Regions from separate parts of the Homo sapiens genome. Here region 2 is linked to region 1. A link is an interaction called in ENCODE POLR2A ChIA-PET data of the cell type or tissue named here. Cell type or tissue: Panc1. All regions are shown on one strand. Each heading gives the region's core, and the rest is flanking DNA. Links, peaks and the distances in the headings are about the cores only.

Region 1 (2,906 bases), core at 299-2,798:
CGGGCAGATCATCTGAGGTCAGGAGTTCAGGAACAACCTGGCCAACATGGTGAAACCCCATCTCTACTAAAAATACAAAAATTAGCCAGGTGTGGAGGTGGGCACCCGTCATCCCAGCTACTTGAGAAGCTGAGGCATGAGAATTGCTTGAACCCAACAGACAGAGGTTGCAGTGAGCCAAGATCAGATTACTGCACTCCACACTGCAGGACAGAGCAAGATTCCACCTTAAAAAAAAAAAAAAAGTTTACCCTGGGAAAAAAAGAGGGAACTTACTCCACTAAAAGGGGAAGGAAATAAGAGAACAGAAATTAGGTGATTAGTAAATGATGAAGTTCCTTGGTGATGGCTTCTGCTGTAATCTTTATTTCCTTCCCAGGTCTTGGGCATTTTTATCCAACAGGACTTGGGTCACTGAAGAAAGCTTTTCAAACCACATCTCAAGTGTATGACTCCTTTCTGAGCACATGTCCAGGACAATGATGGCTTCCCCCCGCCTGCTTTACCCTCACTTACCTGGATACCGTCTGCTTGTTTCTTTCCTTACAACCATCCAGGGCTCTTTCTCTTGCTCTAGTAACGTAATTACATCTGGTTTAGAAATGGAACTTCCTGCTTAAAAGAAACGACACATGTAGAATTTTTTTAATACAGATTTTTTTTTTTCAAATCTTTGTGACCTGCTTAAACTTACAATAAATTACAAGTCAAAACAATATTGAAAAGAGACTTCAGATAAGAGTGAGAGGTTGAGTAAGAGAACTCTTTTCTAACTATGTTAGAAAAGGACTTCCTTTCATTTAAACTCAGAATCTTATCCCTTGAAAAGAGGTATAACTGAATGGTTGAGAGCAGGAAACTTCAATCCAGACTGCCAGGTTCAAATCCTATCTCTGCTACTCACTAGCAGTATGACCTCAGGTAAGTCACTTAAACTCTGTCCTTCAGTTTTCCCAACTCTAAAATGGGGATGATACAATACCTATTTTATAGGATTGATACTAAGACAAAATAAGTTATATATATGCAAAATACTTCTAACATTGCCTGATGTACAGTAGCACAAAGTCAAGAATTATTGTTTATTATTGTCATTTATTTTGCATCCTTAGACATTTATAGCTCACTCAGTATATTCACTAAATGAAAATACATAAACTCCATGGTCTGAAACTTTCAACTGCAAAACAATGGAATGTTTATTGAAGGAAATGAAATGCATTCCCTTTAGTGTTAAATGAATTTCTGTCAACCCAATCAGTATACGTAAATAACAGACATTTTTGTTTGTTTGTTTTTGGTTTTGAGACAGGGTCTCGGTCTATTGCCCAGGCTGGAGTGCAGTGATGGGTACAGCTCACTGCAGCCTCAACCTCCCAGTGATCATAGAGGTTTCTCTGATAGAAAAATTCAAGACACTCTTCTCCTTACAGATGGGTTAGAAAAACAAAAACAAACCAACAAACAGAAAATCTACAGTAATTCTGAGATCAAACATAATATGAAATCTGGTTCTTAGACAATATCTTTCAATGAATGTACAAGATTTCAAATTCAGCCCCATGGTCATGAAGAGAGAGGCAATTACAGAGAGGACCAGCGTAACGAAGGAGGCCATTGTGGAGTAGGCAAGATGCAGGGGCTCCAGGGAGGTGCCTGTTTTCAACCCAACAAATCCCAATCCATTCCTTTGGGAACAAGAAGAAGGAATTCAGCCACCTCTTAAAAGATAGCCCTGAAATTCACGGTGAAGAAAGCTGATATTCCAGAAAATAGATATAAAAATAGCTGGGACTCAACGACCTTACCCAGTGAGATCAGGTGGCTGTAGTTCTCCAACATCACATCCCTGTACAAGGTCCTCTGATCAGGCTGCAGGCACTCCCACTCCTCCTGAGAGAAGTCAATGGCCACATCCCTGAATGTCACTGATCCCTGAAACCACAAACACATGTATAATGGTGAAACTGAAGAAAGTTGTTTTAAGATGAAAGGAGAGGAAGTGAAGGAGTGTAGTGTAAGAAAAAAGCAATATGGAAATTCACAGAGTGCCTGCACATTCTTCAAGAAGTCTCCTGCTGGCTGAGTATGGTGGCTTATGCCTATAGTCCCAGCACTTTGGGAGGCAGAGATAGGAGGATTGCTTGAGCCTAGAAATTTGAGACCAGCCTGGGCAACATAATGATATCCCATCTCTGCAAAAATTAAATAAGTAACTGTGTGTGGTATCACGTACCTGTAGTCCCAGCTACTCGGGAGGCTGAGGTAGGAGTATTGCTTGAGCCCAGGAGTTCAAGGCTATAGTGAACTGTGATCACGCCACTGCACTCCAGCCTGGGCCACAGAGCAAGACTCTGTCTCAGAGAAAAAAAAAAAAAAAAAAAAAGGTGGCATACAATTAAAGAATGTTCTTAATCCTCAAGTTCATTATGGTATGAGATGACAGCAAAAGTATTTTTTCTTGTCATGACAACTGATTTTTATAAGCTGCATTAAAGTCAATAGAACTCACATATTAGATTTATTCATTTTTTTTCTATTTATACGTTGAGGATGGCCAGGGCCTCTAAGGATTTCCCCAATTCTGAGAATTTTTTATTTTTTATTTTTTTTCTGAGACAGAATTTCACTCTGTTACCCAGGCTGGAGTGCAGTGGCACGATCGCAGCTCACTGCAACCTCCACCTCCCAGGTTCAAGCGATTCTCCTGCCTCAGCCTCCTGTGCAGCTGGGATTACAGGTGCGCACCACCACAACAGGCTAATTTTTTTTTTTCTTTTTTTAGAAGAGATGGGGTTTCACCATGTTGGCCAGGCTGGTCTCAAACTCCTGACCTCAAGTGATCCACCACCCACCTCGGCCTCCCAAAGTGCTGGGATTGCACGCGTGAGCCACCATGTCCAGCC
Region 2 (2,906 bases), core at 122-2,621, 670 kb before region 1:
AGCCCCAGTCTCTGCTCTAGCCCCTGCCTTCAGTCTCTCCTTTCTCCACTCCCCCACGAGACAACCAAAGGAAGCCTGTTATGAGACCTGAGTCAGGTCACATAAAAGTCAAAGTCCGAAGTCCTCCCCACAGCCCACACAATCTGGCACCCATCGCTTACCCTCCCCCTTGGCCACTCTGCTCCAGCCACACTGGCCTCCTAGCTGCTCTACCAAGTCTGGTCTGCTTCATCCATAGGAGCTTTGCACTAGCTGTTCCCTCTGCCTGAACACTCCCCTGGTGTCCCCATGGCTCACTCCCCTCCTTCATGTCTCTGCTCAAAAGTTGCCTTCTCTGTGAGATCCTCCCTGACCACTGCTGTTGCAATCCACACCCCACCTCCAACTACCCCATCCTCCCTACCTTGCTCGACTTTTTCCATGACATTTATCATCACCACCTAACATTAAAATGTACTTAATTCTTATGTTGACAGCAATCTGCCTCCCCACTAGAATGTCGCGTCCTCAGGGGCAGGGACTACTTGTTCACTGCTGTATTACACACAGCTAAAGGAAGCCAGGCATAGTGAATGTTCAATATTTATTGAAAAAACAAGTCGACTCAAAAACATAGTTTTCCTTTTCAACAGAGGTCGAAAACTCCAAGACAGATAGCTATGTTCATCTGTAAAGGAGGCATTAAAAAGACAGAGAAATACAGAGGAGGCAGAGTCATATACAGTTTGCCGAGGACCCACATCTCTACAGAAGTCAAACTGTTTGCACACAATTCCATGCCCAGAGCATCTAATAAGAGACGATACCCCCACCTGGTGGCTGGGACGGAAACGGCACCTCCCTACAATACAGAACACCCAAAGGACCGTCGCCAAAGCCCTAGGAGTCTTTTGAGCCCAATAATTCAAAAGATAGAAACGTTCATTCATCTAAGTGATGTAGATGTTTTGGTTGGTTTATTAGATGTGTAAGTTTATAAAAACTGATGGGGAAAAAAAGTGCTCCAGGTGAGGATCGAACTCACAACCTCGGCATTGCTCCGCTCGCACTGTCATATAAGTACCGCGCGCTAACCGATTGCGCCACTGGAGCTCCGGCCGCACCCCTGCGCCGGGGTCTTCTTCAGTGGTTCATAGCCACGTGACCTCACCGGAGGGCCCCGCCTTGTGTTATATATGCAAATTAAACATTTTGCATTGACCAATAGGAGACAGTGCATTGCCAGTTCCGGATTCTCACGCCTCGCGGCCCTTGCTGTAAAAGGGAAAAGTCCGCGAGGCGTTTGGAATGTAGGGGTGTCGCCTACCAGAAGGACACGCCTCCTCATGAATATTCAAAACAAGGGGTGGGGTCTTAACCCTTCGCTGGCGGGTCGGCCGGAAGGCAGCCCCTCCCCCCCCCGCAGGCGGGAACAGGATGTGAGCCCCGGCGACAGCGGGGGAGGGGAAGCCCCGGGCGACCGCCCCCCGCCTCACAGCTGGGATCGGACTCTCCCGCCCCAGATGTGGCGCCGCCGCCGTCACACGAGCCCCGTGACACCCAGCCGGGAGCCCGAGGGGTCCAGAGGCTCGGACCCGGGCGTCCGGAATTTCTGCACCGCATCCTGAGAGACCCCGAGGTCCAGACCCCGGCGCCCAGGCTGGAGGACTTGAGCCATCCAGGTGCGCAGCGCCCCCTCCTGGAGCAGCCGGGAGCCCGGACGTCACCCCGCGAGACCCTGGAGGCCGAGCGCCCCGTATCCCCGTTTCAAGAACTCAGGATCCAGGACCGCAGACTCCCTCCAGGGCTCCGATCCCAAGACCCCGCGTTGGAGGAACTTGAGATCCGGACTTCTAAGCGCCCCAACCAGTTTCGGGCTGCAGCGGCCATCGCTTCAAGGGGACCCAGGACTTTGGGACCCCCCTGTGCTCCCACCTGGAGGGAGTTTCATTCCTGCCCCTAGAATTAGGGGAACTCAGAAATCCATCCCCCACCCCACGGCCCTACCTAGAAGACTTAGGAATGTGGGTCCCCAGCGCCGCCATCTGAGACTCCAGAGTCGAGGCTCCTAGCATCCCCTACGTAGAACACTGAGAAATTCCGACTGCGGGACCCCAGTCTCCGAGAGACCCCAGATTCTATTCCTGGAGCCTGAGAGCCCGAAGTTCACGCCCCTGAGTCTGGGCTCCGCACCTCCCTGGGGACCGCGTCGGGGTCGCGCAGGAGCCGGGCTGCCTCGAGCCGGGGCTGGAGGCTCCCCGGGAGGTGAGGGGGGAGGCGAGGGGCCCAGGCGGACTGGGGGAGGGGGCGGCGCCACTGCTGAACAATGAGGGGGCGTGCCGGCGGGGGGCGAGCCGAGGCGCCGGCGGGAGTTGGGGGCTGGAGGGGTGTGGGAAGGCGCTGGGGAGGCTGTGGCTGTGGGGACGGCGATCGGGGTTCGGAGAGACCGGCCGGAGGGGGTGCGAGGGCTCGGGGCCAGCGCCCCAGCGCGCAGCCCTCGGCGGGGGAGGGAGCCGTCTGCAGGACCCTGGCATCCGGTCCCCCAGCCTCCGCCCTCCCCTGGGACCCCGCGGCCTCCCGCCCACGGCTTTTCCCAGCCCTGCCCCTCGCCCTCCGCTCCAGCTGGAGCCCAAACGTTCCCAGGATCCCTAAGCCTCCGGCCCCAGACAAACGGGACTCGCAGCTTCTGCGCCTCCTGCTCCGCTCACTCTTCTTTGTCTCAGCCTTTCCATCTTTTTCGCCAGGTTCTCTCTCCTTGTCCCCTTCTTTCTGTCACTTTGTGCCTCCCCCATTAGTTACTCCCAGGGGCCCCTCCCTGGATTTACACCACGCTCCTAATTCCCAGCCCCCATCTGTGAGTCTGGGCGGCGGAGAGGCCCATGGGGTCCTGATATCCAAGAAGGGGCTCTTTCTGCAGGACTCTGCTG

What was found. Peaks named below come from ENCODE experiments on the same cell type or tissue, not always from the same donor. Only the 100,000 strongest peaks of a DNase experiment are listed, where the experiment ranks them.
Region 2: POLR2A ChIA-PET joins it to region 1 with 14 read pairs; 1 of 35 experiments calls an interaction of 5 or more read pairs at or near these places.

The regions. Positions count from the first base shown.
Region 1 is chr19:40,081,303-40,084,208 of GRCh38, forward strand. It overlaps ZNF780A (zinc finger protein 780A), which reads right to left. Exons shown (of 6, transcript NM_001142578.2): 4 at 1,809-1,935; 5 at 517-612. Among named protein-coding and RNA genes, the nearest start is that of ZNF780A, 8.2 kb to the right of the region's middle. In Panc1, for the core only: no CTCF peak of the experiment used is centred there; no DNase peak of the experiment used is centred there.
Region 2 is chr19:39,411,169-39,414,074 of GRCh38, forward strand. It overlaps PLEKHG2 (pleckstrin homology and RhoGEF domain containing G2), which reads left to right and starts at 1,501. Exons shown (of 19, transcript NM_022835.3): 1 at 1,501-2,244; 2 at 2,897-2,906. It overlaps TRI-TAT1-1 (tRNA-Ile (anticodon TAT) 1-1), which reads right to left and starts at 1,092; the gene lies at 1,000-1,092. RefSeq lists enhancers at 443-532, 943-1,042, 1,053-1,102 and silencers at 1,313-1,672, 2,203-2,342, 2,353-2,422, 2,533-2,592. In Panc1, for the core only: no CTCF peak of the experiment used is centred there; DNase peaks (open chromatin) are centred at 1,233 and 1,653; H3K4me3 peaks cover 2,500 bases; H3K27ac peaks cover 2,303 bases.